Regions from separate parts of the Homo sapiens genome. Here all the other regions are linked to region 1. The links are chromatin loops, found by intact Hi-C in ENCODE. Cell type or tissue: endothelial cell of umbilical vein. All regions are shown on one strand. Region 1 overlaps THADA (THADA armadillo repeat containing). Region 2 overlaps THADA (THADA armadillo repeat containing). Region 3 overlaps THADA (THADA armadillo repeat containing). Region 4 overlaps THADA (THADA armadillo repeat containing).

Region 1 (5,000 bases):
GGAGGCAGAGCTTGCAGTAAGCCAAGATAGCGCCACTGCACTCCAGCCTGGGCGACAAAGTGAGACTCCCTCTCAAAAACAAAAAACAAAAAACAACATGATCCACTCTGCTGTGATGGAGGCCTCAGCCCTTAAAAAGCTTAGTGTGGGTGAAAGGAGGAGTCTCCTAAAGAATGAGCAATGTAAGAGCTAAACAGTGTGGGTCTGACTCAAGGAGAGACACAAAGACTGGAAAGGCTTTGTGGGAAAGGAGGGCATGGGGCTGGGTAGAATCGCGACACTTAACCAGGTTGACTGGCACAAGGAGGACATGCCACGCATAAGCACAGTGGTGGAACAGGCAGGGTGCCAAACTTGAGCCTCCCCTCTCCACTTCCCCATTCCTGCTCCCTTCTAAGTGTGGCTCCCTCCCTCCCGCCATTGCTCCTTTTTTTTGGTCTCTACTAAGTGTTTTCTTCCTTCCCAGTCCCCTTCAATTAAAAAGCTATCTTTCTAGTAAATTCTTGCTCTGGGTAATGCAACTGCAAAGCTTGTGGGCTTGCTTCCTAATGAAGTGTCTGCATTTTGGGTGATGTGTGTGGTCCTAAGAGATGATACAGGGATCAGCAAACAAACTTACCAAGTTAGTGAGAATGTTTAGAACAAAATTCTTATTATTAATGGTTACTTCCTTTTCTTATAAAATTAGCCATGTAAGTTGCTAACAGAAAAAATGATTTGGATACATGTAAAGGAAGGTCTGTTGATTTTAGGTGGCCTACCACCTGAGAGGGTGGACTCCCAACAGTTTAGAAGCAGATGCTCTATCTAATTCATCCCTGTGTCCCCAGATGTTAGTGCCCATGCAGCTGGCACTTGCCAGAACCTCAGTGATTAGGACCTGGTAAAAATAAGAAGATGGCAGATTGCGAGAAGTGAAGTTCCTATCTCCCAAAACCCAGTCTTTCCCCCTTACACAGAAATGGGCTTTTTAGCTAAGCGTGTGTCCATTTAGCTCAACACACGATTTCTGAGCCTCTTTGGCTGAGATCTGTGGCAGATGACGAGGGCCTGGCTGATAAGATCCATGGAAGTGGTGCATGTGACTTCCAGGCTGGCCCTTCCCTCCTGCCTTCCGGCTCACCAGATTGTGGACATGGCAGTGGGAGCTGGCACTGCCATCTGGGGCCATGTGAGGGATGGTGTGTCTTGAAAATGTCAGAGCACCAAGAAAGAAGGTGTGCGCCCCTAATCATACGGACCATCACACTAGTCTACTGAGTGCTCTGTGTGAGGAAAAAATAAGCTACTGACTTGTTTAAGCCACTATTAACTTCTCTTACAGATGCCAAATCTATACCCCGACTAAAACACCAGCTGTTTCATGCTTGAAACCCCAGAAAATACTTCAGAAAGTCCATTTCAAGATACACCCCAAGCTGACAGCCCTGGTTGTACTCCAGTAACTTCAGTACTTCAGCTGGAGGTGAGGAAGCAGGAGAGGGGGAAAGGAACAAGGGAAGAGGAGGCAGAGAGGGAGAAGACAAGTTGCCGTCAAGGCCAATTCTTTGTTTTTGATTCCCACCTGCTGTTCTCTGCCTCTGCTCCTGTAGATCAGCCTCACAAGAAATTCACTTCTGACAAACCCAATTACTGAAATACAGCAACGATTTCCTGGCCATTTTGACATTCAGGGAGGGATTTCTTACTTTTAGCTCATCATGATGCATCAGTGAACAGGTCAGAGCACATCTCTTGAATCCCATTCTCCTCCTAACGCTCATACAGACATTCACATCCAAACTGGGGCTGTGTACTCTTTACAAACAGACACTCTGAAAGGTGCACAGATTCCCAACATGCCATTCTATCTCAATGTACACACCCTGCCCCACGTGTGCAGAGAAAAACCCTCCCTGTACTGGCCCGCCACCACCAGAGCCACTCTCCATTCTGCTCTTCTGCCCATGAGAGGTCTTGCCATGGGGACTGCTGTAGTCAAAATAGAGCAGCAAAAACAAGGAAGCCCAGGCTTTCACAATCCACCAAGCATCTTCTGGGAGATTTGAGAACAGAATTGGAGTTTGGTGGGTAGGATGAGGGCTTCCCAGGTCTCTGATGTCACCCTTTACGCCTCCTTGGATAACAGCAGGATGGTGAGGGAGGGGTCGCCACCGTGGCCAGTGAAGAGGCCTCTCCTGGGCCCCACCCCTGCCCTGCAGAACTTCTCGGGCAGCACTGTCATGACAGCCTGGGTCTGACCTTCATCTGGCTGTTGGGATGGAAGAAGTCTGTGGCTGAGTGAACTCAGGAGGGCAAAGGGCAGGTGCCAGTGCTGGCTGGGGTGCTCAGGAGGGATGCTCCCAATAGAGTCAGGCCTGAAGCTGGGGCTGGAGGAGTCATCCTCACTGAACCAGGGACGAACGAGAAAGGTGGGGGGGCCCATCTTGCCACCCCTGACAGAGTAGTGACCCTAACACCTGAAACTGGCTTAGGTTCAAAAAGGAAGCCTGCTCACCACAGTGAAGAGAAATCCTGCATTGTGATATGGCCTTGCTGAGGAAAGCGAAAGTTCCTGAGGAAAAGGAAAGCACAGAAGAGGAGAGCCGAGGCCACGAGCTGGAGAAGGAAGATCACCAGGCACCAGGCTTGCCCTGACTAACAGGGAAGACAACACCCTGCAGCCGCGTCAGCACCAGATGGCCTAAGCCTCAGACTGAGGGCTTATCATCACCCACAGGGGTCAGTCGCCTTGGCCAGAGAGCTCGGCTTTCAGAAGCAGCAAGAGTCAGGGCAAAATGATGCAAAAATGACCCTCATTTCCTCGAAAGGAGCCTGTTGTTGTCTCTCTGGGGATTAGTCACTGGGAGGCCATGGTAACAATCCCATCACCCCAGCAACCAGGCCCAGCCAGGGTACTCACTGGCACTCATAACTGGCCAGCAGATCGAAGACGGGAGCATTAGTTTGCACCTGCTTTTGCACATCATGGGAGCCGCTGCCAGTGACGCACTCGCTGAGATGCAGGTGAACGTCAGGGGGCCCAGGCTCTCTGGAACAGCAACTGATGGCACACGCAACTTGGAATGCGGCAACCGGAGCTCCACCGTGCCCACCCACTGCAGCTGGCAGGAATGGGGGCCTACCTTGATCAAATCTCTTTATTTTGAAGGAATAAATAAGAAAACAGATAACTGGCTCCCACATAACTATCTTCCTTCAAAAGCATTTCCCCTCACCCTCCACTGGTTCACAGTGGGTTAGGACCACAATTCCTAGCCTCTTCTGTTTCCTCCCCTGCAGCCCCACTGACAATACTGAAGAACACACAGCCAGCTACGGAGAGAGGCCCAGAGAGACCAAGGCAGTGGAATCCCGGGCTGACTCAGGGTGTGGTTTGATTGCTGACTGCTGAGAGATGGCTGGTTTCACAGAACACTTAGTTCTTCCCACCCCAGTGTTGCTGGAGTTCCTCCAAGCCCTCTTCTCAAGGCAGTGTTCCATCTTCTCTGCCCTTACCCCACACCACCCCATCTCACCCCTGCCAGCTCCTCTCTACCCGAGTCTGGATTATTCTCAGGGGGCATCCCTACATTTCTGTCATTTCCTCTGTATAAATCAAGGCTTGGGGGACAGTAGAGAGGTACTGTCCTGGGCCTCAGGAGTGGGTGTTGTAGACCTCGTTTTTCTACTCATTATGTGACACTGGGGAAATCATTTACCTTTCTTGGGCTTCAGTTTCCACATCTGTAAGTCAGAGGCTCTAAAACCCTCGAGTCCTGGGATTCCCTCCCTTTAGGAGGGGCACTGGAGAACAGGAACAGCAGCAGCCTTGACAGAGGACCACCTGCCGCCTCTTGCTGCATCTGCCCTCTATTCCCTTTCCCCAGGGCACACTCTGGTATCTCAGCTCTGGTCCCCAACCCATTTTCTTACACTCTGACTCCAGTGTCTTCTTTCAAACACAACAGTGAGTTTAGAAGACCTTCAATGCACCCCTTTCTCTTAACTCCTGGGTTCTAAACTAGATGCCAGGTTTGGACTCCTTTCCCTGTCTCAGAGAGGATCTGAGAGTGCAAGGCCTCTGTCACCACAGGGGCCGGAGCTCCAACTCTGGCTCTGACACTTATCTGCCTTGGGACGTTGGGCCCATTCCTTCAACTCTCTGAACTTCTGCATATTCACATTTAAAATGGAGGAAGTATAGTAGGTCCCTATAATCCCAGCTACTCAGGAGGCTGAGGTGGGAGGATCCCTTGAGCCCAGGAGTTCAAGACTGCAGTGAGCTACAAGTGTGCCTGTGAACAGCCACCAGTACTCCAGCCAGAGTGATGCCATGAGACCCCACCTTTAAAAACATAAAAATATAAATAAAATGGAGGAAATAATAAAGTATCTCACAGTGTTGTGAGGATCAAAGGGGATAAAATGAAACAGGAGCATCAAGAGGGAGGTGATGAGGTTCTCCTTCCCCTGTCCCCCCACTGGCCTGCTCAGAGTGGGAAAGAGCAGACGGGGCTCTGGGAGGAAGGGGCCACCTCCCCTAGGCCTTCCAGATCGATTCATGTAGCCTTGGCTCTGGTCTCTCACCTGGGACCTGATAAGCAACTGACAAGTATCCACCTGCTGGGCACTTCCCAGGGCCGGCCCTGTGCTAGGCATGTGGGTCCCTATGGATGAAACTCTTGCTCAAGAAATTCCATCCTGCATGATCCAGTATGGAGTGACAAGGGAGACACAGAGTTAGTCCAGGATTTTCTACAGTGGCCAGTCTTAGTAGATGCTTCATCAGTTCCTCATCAGCTGTTTGAATTAATGTCTCTAGGAAGAAGTCAGGACTAAGGCAGGCGATTTAATCTGCCATAATAAGAAAATGCTGTGACCTCAGGGCAATTTCATAACATAAAATCCAAACAGCTCCCCCACCAGGTAGATCTGAAAAACACTAAGCTTCTTACTGGGTTTAACTACTTTGATAGATACATTCCTCAATTCATTCATTCAATTGATCATCAAACAGT
Region 2 (5,000 bases), 190 kb after region 1:
CACTTTCTACATTTTGTTTTTAAGAGACAGTGTCTTGCTCTGTCACCCAGGCTGGAGTGCAGTAAAGCAGTCATGGCTCACCGGGCTCAAGTGATCCTTCTGGCTCAACCTTCCAAGTAGCTAGGACTACAGGCATGCACTACCATGCTTGGCTAATTATTATAGAGACAGGGTCTCGCTATATTGCCCAAACTGGTCTCAAACTTCTGGCCTCAAACAATCCTCCTGCCTTGGCCTGCCAACTTTTTTCTTTTAAATAAATGAAGAAATAAATCAAGTCTCTTTTCTTCCCTTTAGTTATATTCTATTAATTGCAATTAATATGCACTCATTAAAACAAACAAGCAATATACAAATAAGTAAGTAGAAGGAGAAATTCCACTTTGTCCATTCTAGACCTTTTCTATGCACATATAAAAACATTAAATTAGCCAGGTTCAGTGGCTCATGCCTGTAATCCCAACACTTTGGGAGGCTGAGGTGGGAGAATTGCTTGAGTCCAAGAGTTCAAGACCAGCCTGGGCAACATGGTGAAAACCCATCTCTACAAAAAAATACAAAAATCAGCCAGGTGTGTTGGTGTGAGCCTGTAGTCCCAGCTACTTGGATGGCTGAGGTGGGAACATCTCTTGAGCCCAAGAGGTCGAGGCTGCAGTGAGCCAAGATCACAACACTGCACCCCAGCTTCAGTGACAGAAGGAGACCCTGTCTAAACACACACACACACACACACACACACACTAAATTACACATACATGGTTATGTTAAACAATATTGTTTGGCAACTAACTTTTAAAAAATACTTAGGTGCTGTATTCATGTATGTCCTGGAAAGAAAGAGAAAGATATTTTCCTTGTCCTTAATTTAAAAGAAAACTTTTAAAATAAAAGTACACTCTATTTTAGCTCCAAGTGTGATTAACAGTTAAGTTAAATACGAATAAGAAGCAAATCATATGCCCTCAGAATTTTGAAGGCAATGCTCCATTAACTTCTAAGTCCACTGTCATTTTGATTCCTAATTCTCTGTATATGAGCTGTTTTTTTTTTCTCTCACTTCACAAAATTTTGGAAATGACGAGTCTTGGGGTGAATCATTTTTCATTCACTGTACTAGGACTCATGTTCTTTAGTTCTACATGTTCTTAAGCTACTTGATAATTTTCTGCCCTCACTTTGCTCTGCTCTCCTTTCTGAACTTCTGTAAGTTGAATGTTCAACTGCCTGATAATCCTCTAATCTTATTTTTTCTCTCCCATGTTCCATCTCCCTCTCTCTAGGTCAATCTCTGGCAGTGTCCTTTTACTGTCTTCCCTAGTATGTACTGAAATTTTTACTTGGGCTATCATATTTTTTAATTTTCTAAAGCTCCTTCTTATTCACAGATTGCTCTTAATTTCATCTCACCTCCCTGAGAGTGTAACTTACTTTTTTTCCATCTGTTCCCTATATTACAGTATACCTGCTTCTACGGAATTCCCGTTTTTAAAAAATCTCTATTTTTCTTTCTATTGTTGATTATAAATTTTAGGTGGCAGCTGTTTCTTGGTATGCCTGTAGTACTTCTGTCCGTCATACAAACACACTTTCTCTCTTGCATAAGCACGTGCTCTCGCTCTCTCTCTCTCTCACACACACACACACACACACACAAACACACACAACAATGCAAAGAGTAATTCTGTCAGTTAAAAACAGGAGCATATTAAATGCTATAATGTGTAAAACAAGGGTTAGAGAGCAGGCTAACAAGAAGACACAAGAGAAGCCTATCCTGAATAAGCAGTATTGCAGAAAGGCATTTATGCAAAGGATAGGTTAGGTTCTGGCTTATACTCATCCAAACACGCTTTCCACTATGTAAATCTGAAAAACATCAATTCTAAATGCAGAATTAAAAGATTTTTCTCTTCTTCTCAATTCAGCTATGACTAAGGAAACAGAGACACAATAGTTACTAAGGAGGCAGGAAATCCTTCCAGCTAACCAACTTTTACATTCTGTTCCTTATGGTCAAAACGTTGACCACACTGTGGTAGCTCTTTTTGACTTTATGACCTTATTACTAAGACCATCAATTATATTCACTGTTATTTGTGCAGACGAACTGCTCGATTGCCAAAAGACTACGCTACAGTGCTATTTAACCTTTCCCAACAGAGACTCATTGAAACTCATTTGGTAAAATGTTTTACCTAACCTTGCAAAGATACTTCCTAGTAAATATTTGAGGTATATAAATACCTCCAAGTAGTCTTAAAAATGTGCAAAACTCATCATTGTTAAGGCAAATACTCATCTAAATTATAAAATCACATTAAAAGTTTAAAAAAAGTCATGCATTCAGACAAAGGTAATATTCCACATAAACTAAGGCAGTTCAAATACTATTTATCTGACTACATTCAGCCTACTTCCAATGGCAATTAAAAAATAATAATATGCACAGCATTTCATTTTAGAAAAGGCTGCTACTACATCATGGAATAGAATGTGAAACCATGTTCCACAGATTATTTATTCTGTGGTGGGGTGGGAATGAGGAAATGCAAAGTAGAGAAAGAGCAAAGGTCTAGAACCAGCCTGACCAGAGGAATACCACACAGTGGCAGTGTAACCTTGGGTGATTCATTCAACCTTGCTAAATAATTTTACATTTTCTTTTCTTTTCTTTTTTTTTTTAAGCAGAGTCTCGCTCTGTCACTACATTTTGTTTTCTATAAAATGGGAATAATAGTGCCTACTTAGTGGAATTACTTGAGAAATGAGATAATGCATCAACAAATCACAAATCTAACTTTGTACCTTCTGAACAAATTACACACACATTGTTCTTTTGTCTTGGCTCTTGCCACCAAGTCCTCTTCCTTTCCCTCAGCACTTTAAAGATGAGATGAAAGGAATAGAGAGGAAATTAGTATAAATTACAATTAAGTTCAACACACTCAAGATACTAAGATACTAAGAGTACACCAGAGAACATAACTCACTTTCAAACTTACAATGCAAATAGCTTTTAAAAATACACAAAGTACAGGCATTGAAAGCATGAATAAAATTTAGGTCTGGCATAAAAAATTTTACACAGCATTCTGAATACATTAACACCTATACTTTGAAGGAATCAAACACTAAATTTTATATACGTGTGTGTGTGTGCACACACGTGCCAAAGGCCAGGAAGACAGCTATGAAGTGGGATAGAATGTTCCACATCGGTAGAAAAAACGTATTTAGGATATCTACACACACACACACACACACACACACACACACACACACACACACACACACATGCACAGTGAGTGAGGTGATTAAAGGAGATGAAAATGGCGGTATACACAATGCTACTCTCACTCTCCTACTCACACATAATAAGATACCAATATTTGGTTTTGATGTGCCCATTCTAGTAGTAAAAGTAGACACTTCTGTGAACATATACACAAAGAGGTGCAGATGCTTCAATAACAAGTTTATTTGCTTCTTGGAAAAGGAAACCGTATTTCTCATAATTATTTGTAATTACAACAGACTTACTAGTAGTTGAGTCTCTACTAAAATAATTTAAAGTCAATCTTAACAGTTTTCCAAAAACACCTTCAAATTTGCCAGGAAACAAGGAGCCTAGAAAAATGACTGATACAAAGACTAAATAAAAACAATGAATTGAAGGAACAGTTACTGATAGTTTTCATATGTAAATTCTGGCATTCCATCTTATTTTTAATTAATTCCATTAAACTGGTGTTTCATAGGTCAGAGGATTTTATGACTATACACCAAAAATGTTATTTAAAATTCAGTTATAGGGAACCGCCCACAAATATTTTCTAACACTTTTTTCTTTTGTCCAATTCAAATTGTTTTTGCTTCACTTTTTTCTCCTTTAAGTCCAATTTCATTCTTTTTATTCACTTCCACTTCCTGTCTTTGCCCTTCAACAAGGAGTACTCCATTATAAAGTCTATTCCATTCTTTCTGGAATCTACATAGCACCAAACTAATCTGCACATACACTGAGGATGAGAAAGGAAAAAAAAAATCCCAGGTGATAGGGGATATCCTTACATACACACACAGTCTCACTGTCCTCTACCTCTCGACAAAAAACAAAACAAAACAAAACAAACACAACCATAAATAGAATGGCCAAGGCTTATTTATGGAAAGGAAAAAGGGTAGCACAGGATAACATGAAAATACTGCCAAAGAAGCCTTCATCTCCTCTGGCCTAATTTAAATAGGGTTACTCAAGTTCATGGATTGGTAATGGATGATGTTGCAAGATAAGATAAATCAAAGAGTCATCACTAAAATATTATTTTATTCTAAGGACAGTCTGCGTCGTATGTTTTGACCTAAAAGATATGACTCACAGGGAGCCCAGGATTCCTTTTCCTTTCTTCCCTGAAATGTGAGCAAAAGCAAAAAGGGGTGAAGGTGCCATATACCAAGAGTCCAATGCCACCTGAATGATGATTTCATTGTGCTATTCATCAGATATGTAACTTGGGGAAGTCACCTAACTTCTGAGCCTCAGTTTCCTCATCTATTAAATGGGGATAACTATACCTAACCAAATTAACTTCCTCACATGGTTACCATTAGGATCAAATGAGATAAGAGATCTGCAAGTACTTTGAAATCACCAAGTTCTGCTGATTCGACCGCCTATCTCTCAATTCTATTCACTTTTTTCAACCCCTACTGTCACTATCCTAATTCTGATCACCAACATTTTCATCCTAGCCTACATCTCCGGTTTACAAATATCAGACCACATGCCAGTGCCCATTCATGAAGAAAATGAAAACAACCAAAACAACAACAAAAAACCCCACAGTGCAATGCCGTAAATTCTGCATAAAGCTAAGGTATTCTATTTAAATATCTAATATTAATTTGAGATTCCTAAAGGGGGATGTATATATGTGGTTATGTATGTGAAAATGTCCTTTAATTTATGAAATGATTCTGACATGTAATATGCTTTTTAA
Region 3 (5,000 bases), 72 kb after region 1:
ACTATTCTACTTTCTGTCTCTAGGTCTTGACTACTCTATGTACTTTGTATTAGCAGAATCATATAGTATTTGTCTTTTTGTGATTGGCTTATTTCGCTTAGCATAATTTCTCCAAGATTCATCCATGTTGTGGCATATGTTGGAATTTCCTTCCTTTTCCAGGCTAAGTAATATTCTGGTGTATGTATATACCACATTTTGTTTATCCATTCATCATTCATCAATGGACACCTGAGCTGTTTCCATGTTTTAGCTATTGTGCATAATGCTGCTATGGAAACCTCTTTGAGACCCCACTCTCAAGTCTGTTGGGTATGTATTCAAAAGTGGAATTGTTGGATTAACATAGTAATTCTATTTTCAATTTTTTGAGGAAATATCATACTGTTTTCCACAGTAGCTGTATCACAAAGAGTTTGAAATAATAACAAATGCTCTCATGATACTATCGAGTGAAAAAAGGAAGGAAGCTATAACTTACATATACAGTATAGCCTTGACAAAGTTAAAAAAAAGCATAGGAAAAAAGATGAAGGAATTACATACAACTCTTAACCAATAATAGTGATTTATGGATTGTGGTAAGAATAGACTTTTACTCTCTTCCAAATTTTGTACTTGACTAATTTTCTATGATAAGCATATAGCAGCACACAACAATGAAGGGGAAAACGGTGAAAAAATTTTAGTAGGGCACATATTTATTTCTGGTTATCACATCCACTGCATGCATGCATTCATTCATTCATTTTCTTGAGACAGAGTCTTTCTCTGTTGCTCGGGTTGGAATGCAGTGGCATGATCTCAGCTCACTGAAACCTCCGCCTCCCAGGTTCAAGCGATTCTCATGCCTCAGCCTCCCAAGTAGTTGGGACTACAGGCGTGTGCCACCACTCAGCTAATTTTTTGTATTTTTAGTAGAGATTGGGTTTCACCATGTTGGCCAGGCTGGTCTCAAACTCCTGGCCTTATGTGATCCACCCACCTTGGCCTCCCAAAGTGCTAGGGTTACAGGCATGAGCCACCGCACCCAGCCCTGACTAGTCCATTTAGTTCACTAAGTTTACCAAAAGAAACACACATGCAATATATAAACATACACATACACACTTATTTTTTTCCTTTTATAACCAAAGAAGGAGAAACTAGATAGCCAAATTCACTTCTGAAAAGTTTAAGCCTAATATAATACTAATTACAACTCTTAGCCAAAGTAAATAAGCGATCTAGCTGGGACAGCTGAGCTGGAATCTGCAAGCAGCAAGGGTGGCAGGGCATGGGGCTCATGTCTGTAATCCCAGCTTACTTGGAAGACTCTGGTGGGAGGACTGCTTGAGCCCAGGAGTTCAAGTCCAGCATAGGCAACACAGCCAGACCTCATCTCTAAAACTAAAAAATAAATAAATAAATAAAAAACTTAAAAAAAAAAGTTTTTGTAATTAGCATGAGTGTCAGACTGGGTGATTCCTCTCTCATGATGCCCACTGCCATCCTTTCCAGGACAGCAGCAGATCCCTACTAGACGGCTACTCTCATTTCGTTTCTGGTCTAGGTCAGTTTAGTTTTCTTTCAGTAGTTAGTAAACTGCTTTAGACAGTAAACTGGATCAAGAAGGGAGGAGTGGAGGAAAACAGGAAGGAAAGGACTTGAAGGATTAATGAGCTGATTTCCATTAAGGCTTTGACATCCTGGAATGAAAAGCAGCCTGTAAGAGCAGAAGCCCAGTCCTTTCCTGAAGCCATGTTGCCAGCTGACCACTCATCACCAAAAATTCCCCAACAACTCCATGGCTATTGCTTAATCACCTCATATAAATCCCTATTAATCTTGCAAAGTCAAAACACAAATATAGGACAAAAGTCTTCATTTTATGTTCCCTCAATTTCAGAGTCAAAATTTAAAGACTGAATTGGTTATCCAATAGTGCCAATCAATTTTTTAAAAACTTTCTTTGAGAACAAAAGGACAAATACATATCCACTAGCATTTTTGTACTTATGGGACTGAAGAAACTCAGGCTAATGATCAAATAAATTAGGGAAGGAAAAGGGTGTCGGTGTTAAAATTTAAGGCAACATTTTTTTCTTTGCAAAAACATTAATTTTTCATAGCTTATATTCAAAAGATACAGAAAATCCTTAGTAGACTCAAAGGAACATTTATTTTTCTTTCATGTGTAAATTACCAGGGACATAAAAAAGCCTCTTCAGTAGTTGAATTTGGAATACTCTGCACTGTAATATCTTCATGGGAAAGGCAGGTGAGAAAGTAAAGACAGGGGTCTGTTCTGAGAAGGGACCGCTAGGACGAGAGGGGGTGTGTCTGAGCATGGAGTTAACTAGTATAGACAGACAACTCCCAGAACAAGAGGACCTCAGGGACAGGGCAGGCATGTGACACCGAGGCTTCATCACTTATACCCAGTTCTATAATTTGCTATTTAGGAACCTCAAAGTTATCCTGTCAATGATGTGGATAATATAGAAAAACTGATACATAGCTTTGGAATGCATTGTGCTGTCTGGCAGTATGTTTTCCTTCCAAACTCTATTTCAGGCTCTGAACACATTCTGATTAACACTTGTAAAAGTGTGCTGGGGAGCAAAAGGAAGCCTGGTGTTAGGAACCATTTACAGACCACCCACAAAGCGGAAAGTTCACACTTGGATAATAGAGAGTTGACTGTACTGGAAACAGAAAAGTGGCTGTCCTACATTCTGGGCAAGGAAGGTGGAAACCCAGTAAATTGCAGTGATTCATTCCTTTGTCTTCTAGAGCTGGAAAATCATGGAGAAAAATCAGAAGTGGGGTGGGGAGCAGAGGGAATGAGAATGGAAAGCCCAATTAGAAAACAGCAATAGGGACCACAGGACAGGTTTTAAAAGGCCAGGAGGACTTCCCTTCCTCTTAGCTGCAGAGGAAGCTGATGGCAGCTTTGTCAGCCATCTTCAGGCACTGCACAACATGAAGGTCCACTCAATGGCTGGCCTGCCGCTCCATCTCCTCCATCTCATCCAACAAGAGGTAATGGACTCAGGAAGCCAGTGGATAATGACTTTCTACGAGATGCATGAAGGAGTAGCAAGCTAAGGGGGCAGAAACTCCTTCCTTACAGCACTTTAAGAACTAGAGTGTTAGGATACTTGGGACAGTCCTGGCTAGAAGCAGGTTTCAGAGGATAATTTCTGGACAGCTCTGACTTCTTGATCCCCAGAAATAACAGGTAGGAAGAAGTGGCCTATTACCTGGCAAACAGCTGAGGGTACTGATGTGATATGTATCTTTGGGATGCTAAGAGCCACACAGAAGGCAAATGGTACTAGGCGTGGGTAAACACTTCATGGGTAAGCAACTCCTACTCTCTAAATAAAATGGAGAAAACAAGTTGGGTGCAGTGGCTCACATGCCTGTAATCCCAGCACTTTGGGAGGCCGACGCAGGTGGATCACCTGAGCTCAGGAGTTCGAGACCAGCCTGGGCAATCTGTTGAAACTCCTTCTCCACCAAAAAACCCCACAAAAATTAGCCAGGCATAGTGGCGTGTGCCTGTAGTCCCAGCTGCTCAGGGGACTGAGGCGGAGGGATCACTTCAGCCCCAGGAGGTCAAGGCTACAGTGAGCCGTGGTAGCGCCACTGCACTCTAACCTGGGTGACAGAGCATGACCCTGTCTAAAAAAAGGGAGAATAGACTAACAGACTAAAAATGAGAGGCTCCCAATAACTTTACCGGCATTTCAGACACAAGATAATTTCTCCATCAATATCCCTATCCAAAGCTATTAATGTTGAGACAATAATTGAGATACACACATCCACACATTGGGAAATCCACCGCTGGCTCCTTCACCAAAAGGTTTCTTACAGGAGCTTTCACTGTGTGGCCTGGGCATATTTCCTGAGCCCCATTCTCTGCCACTTGTGCCTTACACTTTAGGTTCCAGAGGGCTAACTTCCTTATGGTTCTGCAAACCTACAGTGCCGTTTCATATTGCTGTGTCTCTGCCTATGCCGTTACCTAAGCCTGGAATTCCCCTACCTGTGTTGGCCACTTGGCAAAATTCTGGCTCACTCTTGATGGCCAGTTTGATGTCAGCCCTCTCTCACCCCTCTTCTGGCGTAATGCTGTACCTACTACAGACATTTGTTATAATACTTAATATACCAGATGAAAATTATTTATACACGTCTTTCTCACTTCCTGGAAGTCCCTGGAGCCAGGACTAGCTCTTTTATATTTTTGTATCCCTATATCTCCTAACACAAAGGCTAGCAGGTAGCCTGTGCTCAACAATGCTTTGTTGAATTAAACTGATTTGAGAGCCTCACACAGCCCATTACTTGACTTGCCACAGAAGGTAAGAGCCCAACAAAAGTGACCAAAAGCACACTTTTTGAAAAATAAAAAAGAGAGGCTTCTACTTTAGACAGCCAATATACTTTTTTCTTTTTTTTTCAACTTGTTTGTTTCTCAAACTCTAAGCATCAGAAATTTATTTATTTTTGAAACAAGGTCTCACTCTGTCACCCAGTCTGGAGTGCAGTGGTGCAATCACAGCTCACTAGAGCCTTAAACTCCTGGGCCCAAACCATCCTCCTGCCTTAGCCTCCCAAGTAGTTGGGACTACAGGCATGCACCACCATACCTGGCTAATTTTTGTTGTTGTCGTTGTTTTGTAGAGATGGGGTCTCGTTATGTTGTCCAGGCTGTTCTTGAACTCCTGGGCTCAAGCAATCCTTCTGCCCTAGCCTCCCAAAGTGCTGGGATTACAGACATGAACCACCACACCCGGCCAATAAACTGACTCTTAATTAAATGCGTGTACTATGGCAGGAAAGGTAGTAACACTAACACATGCGCCTCTTCTGGAGCTACTCTGGTGGAACTTACAGAGGACCTACGGAGGGCCTTTGCAGTTAACACTATCCTACCACCACCAGAGTCCTGCAACACAGATTTTGAACATGGCATTACAGAGAGGACTCCCTGTATATTACATGAG
Region 4 (5,000 bases), 56 kb after region 1:
AATCCCAGCACTTTGGGAGGCTGAGGTGGGTGGATCACCTGAGGTCAGGAGATCGAGATCAGCATGGCCAACATGGTGAAACCCCATCTCTACTAAAAACACAAAAATGAGCCGGGCAGGGTGGCGGGCGCCTGTATTCCCAGCTACTCAGGAAACTGAGGCAGGAAAATCACTTGAACCTGGAAGGCAGAGGTTGCAGTGAGCTGAGATCATGCCACTGCATGCCAGCCTGGGTGACAGAGTGAGACTCTGTCTCAAAAATAAATAAATAAATAGGTAACACATGCAAAAATAATTGAAAAAGCACAAAAGGACACGCAATGAAAATGAAATCCCTTTTCCACAACCCTACCCCCTGCCCATATACTGTTCTCGAGGCAACCGCTATTACTACTTTCTAGCATATCCTTCCAAGCACATTCTATTCTTTTTTTTTTTTTTTTTTTTTTTTTTTTTGAGACGGAGTCTCTCTCTGTCACCCAGGCTGGAGTGCAGTGGTGCGATCTTGGCTCACTGCAAGCCCCACCTGCCGGGTTCATGCCATTCTCCTGCCTCAGCCTCCGGAGTAGCTGGGACTACAGGCGCCCGCCGCCACGCCCGGCTAATTTTTTGTATGTTTTATTAGAGACGGGGTTTCACCGTGTTAGCCAGGATGGTTTCGATCTCCTGACCTCGTGATCCACCTGCCTCGGCCTCCCAAAGTGCTGGGATTACAGGCGTGAGCCACCGCGCCAGGCTCTATTCTTTTATAAGCATCTATCTGCTACCCACTTGTTTATACAAATGATGGCTTACTATATACTCGGTTCTGATCATCACTCCTTTTCACTAATATGTTTTGGATACCATTCTATTAAGAACATAGAGATTTGCCTCATTTTCTTTTCTTTCTTTTTTGTTTTGTTTTGTTCTGAGACAGGGTCTTTCTCTGTTGCTCAGGCTGAAGTGCAGTGGCATGATCATGGCTCACTGTAGCCTCAACCTCCTGGGCTCAAGCAATCCTCCCACCTCAGCCTCCCAAATACCTGGGACTACAGGTGCATGCCACCACATCCAGCTAATTTTTAAAATTATTTTTGTAGAGATGGGGTCTTGTTATATTGTCTAGCCTGGGGTTCTACTTTTTAACCCTGCCCCTATCTTTTGTCTCTAGTTTACCCTGGGACTCTCAATCGTAACTTTCTGCTGTTACTCTTCCATCCACTATGGAAAGCCCACAGTCTATAAAAACTTCATTGATATCATTCCCAATGGTAAAATTTCTACTAGTTGAGACTGCCCCCTGCTAAAGCAAGAGCCATTCAGGGAGGAAAGCCAGTGGCCTGAGAAAGCAGATAGGATGTCTCCTGTGCATCCAGCCTTGAGCTAGGTGCAGGGAGGACATGCACAGGAGACGGCTACTGACCTGAGAATTTTGACTAGTTTTGGAGACAAAAACAAAGACAAACTTCAGAATAGGATGTAAGGAGTTAACCCAAAAAACCAACCAACCAACCAACCAACCCACCAACCCACCAGGGTGGACTGGAGAAATGAAGTTATACTTCCAACCGGGCCATGTAAGATGGGAAGAATTTAGAGACAAAGTTGATAAGGAAGGGCATTTGGAAAGAGGGTAAGAGATGTGAGAGGGAATTCATTTGGCTTCTCCAGTTCCAAGGAGCGGCAGCTTGGGAAGATAAGAGAATGCGTTGATAAGGTGGAAACAAGAGGAAGGCTGGTCAGGCTTTTAAGTGATGGGATACTTCATGCTAACTGGGTGTTCCTTAGTGTAATAATTGACTGCCTGCTCCCATGTGGCCTCACAGAGTCATAGCTTCTTGCCCCAAATGTTTTTCTGGTTTTCTGTGGAGCCATACAGAACCATAAAGAGAAGTTGTTGAGAAACCGGTTTGACTTTCAAGTCTGATGAGGAGCCTGGTTTCCATGAGATTTTCAGCTAAGTTAGCATATTTTTAAAAATTTCAAAATGAACAGAGGAAAGGTTGACGATCTTTAGAGCCTTCTGCCAGGCTGAAGTGTTCTGCATCTTCCCTAGACCCGGTACAGGCTGGTGACCTTACTGGCCTCCTGGGACACTTCAGGAATCACTGACTGCTCCCACAACTGTGAGGCTTGGGGCCAAGTGTGATGTAGTCAACAAGATCATGGGAGGCTCCCTCAAATGCTGCTGCTTTGGATTCCAGGAAACAGAAGATTTGGGGCCACAAAGGAGTCCATCCATGGCTTCTCCTTTGAGATGACTCTGAGTGAAATTCCAGCCCGGAGCCCACTGTTCATGACTCCACCCTTGAGGACAGCCAAGGCCTTATAACATCCCTGTCTGGAGTCACAGAGTTGGGCTTCACTCTGAACTGGCTTCTAAGTCAGGAAAATAATTTTTTTCATTCTTTTTCTCTTGCTATTACTTGGTGTTTGTTCTGACTTGGAAATGGTGCACTGTAAGTTCAGGGTGAGCCAGAGGTTTGTTCTCAGTCTGTCAAGCCACTTTGATGATGGGAACAAAATCCCGAAGAGCAGCACGCCAGCTGGACAGGAAACTAAGCCACAGGGTTTTGGTGGGCTTGGGGAATTTTTCTACCCCCAAATGGAAAAATCCTGGCATGGAGCACAGCATAATGAAGATTTATAGTGCTCAAAAAAAATCAGAAGTGATCAGCATGTAGCAGATGCACTGAAAAGCAGCATTACTAGTGGCTTTCGAAGGAGGAGAAGGAATCCAGCACTATGCGGACGAAGTTGACATACAGAAGATGAAACGAAGGCCCTGTTAAGAATCCTGTTTTCTTCCACTCTTTTTTACCATTTGTCCTTTTAAATATCCACTTAAGAACTTGATTAATATGTTTTTGCCTTGGGAAATCTCTGAACTTCTTTAAATCTCCTGCCCTCTCTCCTGGAAGTTGGGAGAGGCACAAGGCAGGCAGAGGGCAGGGCTTCCCAGACACGTCCACAAAAGCCCCAGTGTCTAGAGGACAGCAGAAGTCTTGGGGAAGTCTGTGATAAATTATTCACTTTTCCTGTCCCTTCCGGAATCCCAGTGGCTGCAGGTTTTTTTTTTTGGTTTTGTTTTGTTTTTAACTGAGGCCTATTCATTCAGGAAACATTTATTAAGAGGCTACTGAGAGCCAGGAATAGTGGTGGGTTTGGAAATAGGAAGATGAAGTGATTCAGTGACACAGTCACTGCCCTCAAGGAACTTAGAGTCCTGAATAGTGTTTTTCCAAATGTATGTTAGGTTATGAAATCAACTAGTGGGTAGTGACCAGCAATAAAGGAAGGAAAGAAAGAAGGAAGAAGAAAGGAAGGAAGGGAAGGAGGGAGGAAGGGAAGAGGAGAGAGATGGGGGCAGAAGAAGAAGGGAGAAAAGGAGCTAGGAGGAAGACAGAGGGAGAAAGGAGGAAAATATAATCAGAGTGTATCAAAGTAGTGTAGTAAGGACAGAGGGCAGGAGATTTAAAGAAGTTCAGAGATTTCCCAAGGGATTGTTTCACTAAGGTTTTTGTTATGTATCAGCTTTCCATTAAGTCCTTGCTAAGAATAATTTTTAATAAGTTATCTTTAAGATTTAAATAACCATTAAAATGCAACAAGTTTAAGTAAAATAATTGACTGGTCTAGCTTTTTTCTTTTTCTTTTCCAGGTAATAAGCTACCCTACATTATACTGAATGGCATCAATAGGGTTATGCTTTGTATCCAAAATGGCAGTGGATATCTTGAAAGCACACATTCCTGAAATTAAATATGCTCTATCTTGAGCAAATTCCCTCTCTGTTGCATTTTTGGCAATTTATATCTTACGCAGCTACTAAAATTTCCGACTGTGCATGATTTCATGTGTGTGTGCACAGTATATACACACAAACATATGCATTAGGTCATATGTAAAAGCTGTTTCTTGTTGTCAATGTCTGTCAAAAAAAAAAAAAAAAAAACACTTGAAAGCCACTAGTGTAGTTGGGAAAACACACAACCAGTCATGCTAGAGTATGATGGGTGCCCCAAAAGGAGGGATTAACAGAGTAACTGTTTGTCTGGGTGAGTCAGGAAGGGCCTTGGCAGAGAGTTGGAGAATGGGGAGGAGGTAGACCTGGGCAAAGTGACCACAACAGAGGAAGTAGCATGTCCAAAGACTTGGGGACATGACATGTTTAGAGAATAACAAGTGCTAAAAGGGACAATGGTATGGGGGGCGGGAATTGGAATGGCAGAGGTGGGTTATTTTTATTTAATTTATGTTTCCACATTTACATGGCTTAATGTGGCCTCCATCAAAGAAGTACCTCCTAACTCCTATCTACAAGATATAATCAAATATAAGGAGAGGCAGTGTCTGGTCCATGGACAGCTGTTACAATGATGTGAACTGCCAAGACTAGAAAGATGGCCAGTGGGATTAGCAGGAAATGATATGGGATGAGTCAACAGGGGCCCGAAACAGAAGTAGTCTTTCAGAGCTCTAAAAGTTCCAAAGAATGAAGACCCCAGTGGGATCCCATAAGCTCAAGTCACACTGGACAGCTGGGGTCCCCACTCAATATTGTGAAGCCTTGGTGGGCTTCCTGGAAGAGAGAGGGAATTCACTTTGGACTTACCAAGCTCTACCAGAATTCACTGCCATCTTCAGAGGGCTGGAAACTGCTGTTTTGGCTTTAGGTTGCTACTGTCTGTTAAGGTCTCTAAGACACATGGCTTAACTTTATTAATACAGAAACATTTACTGAGCAGTACGGGGGATATCCTACATGGGGTGGGAAGGGGAGGGAGAGGAAAAGGTTATGGCTTTGCAGAGCTTATGATCTTGTTGGGGGAGGGGTATATGTGGAGAAAAAAATACACATAAAAACAGAGGATTGATTTGATTGTCATGATTGTCATGGAGGAAGGCTCTAGAGGCATTGGAGGGGTTTGAGCTGGTGAAAGAGAAGGAATTCCAAAAAATCAAACAGGTGCAGCTGGCAGGCTCATCCCAGCCCATCTGGGGTAGTTCTCTTATCT

The links. Hi-C counts contacts between places; a loop is a spot of excess contacts. Peaks named below come from ENCODE experiments on the same cell type or tissue, not always from the same donor. Only the 100,000 strongest peaks of a DNase experiment are listed, where the experiment ranks them.
Region 2: it touches region 1 in a loop (6-fold over the local background); 4 of 110 quality-filtered maps call a loop at or near these places.
Region 3: it touches region 1 in a loop (4-fold over the local background); 16 of 110 quality-filtered maps call a loop at or near these places.
Region 4: it touches region 1 in a loop (4-fold over the local background); 14 of 110 quality-filtered maps call a loop at or near these places.

What each region holds. Positions count from the first base shown.
Region 1 is chr2:43,266,529-43,271,528 of GRCh38, forward strand. The region is part of intron 36 of THADA (THADA armadillo repeat containing); the gene reads right to left. Among named protein-coding and RNA genes, the nearest start is that of LINC01126, 42 kb to the left of the region's middle. In endothelial cell of umbilical vein, a CTCF peak has its summit at 2,700; a DNase peak (open chromatin) is centred at 2,823; H3K27ac peaks cover 2,237 bases.
Region 2 is chr2:43,453,890-43,458,889 of GRCh38, forward strand. The region is part of intron 26 of THADA (THADA armadillo repeat containing); the gene reads right to left. Among named protein-coding and RNA genes, the nearest start is that of THADA, 140 kb to the right of the region's middle. In endothelial cell of umbilical vein, no CTCF peak of the experiment used is centred here; DNase peaks (open chromatin) are centred at 2,002 and 2,572; H3K27ac peaks cover 4,255 bases.
Region 3 is chr2:43,338,544-43,343,543 of GRCh38, forward strand. All of the region lies in intron 30 of THADA (THADA armadillo repeat containing), which reads right to left. Among named protein-coding and RNA genes, the nearest start is that of LINC01126, 110 kb to the left of the region's middle. In endothelial cell of umbilical vein, no CTCF peak of the experiment used is centred here; DNase peaks (open chromatin) are centred at 1,728 and 2,628; H3K27ac peaks cover 1,799 bases.
Region 4 is chr2:43,322,248-43,327,247 of GRCh38, forward strand. The region is part of intron 30 of THADA (THADA armadillo repeat containing); the gene reads right to left. Among named protein-coding and RNA genes, the nearest start is that of LINC01126, 98 kb to the left of the region's middle. In endothelial cell of umbilical vein, no CTCF peak of the experiment used is centred here; a DNase peak (open chromatin) is centred at 3,054; H3K27ac peaks cover 259 bases.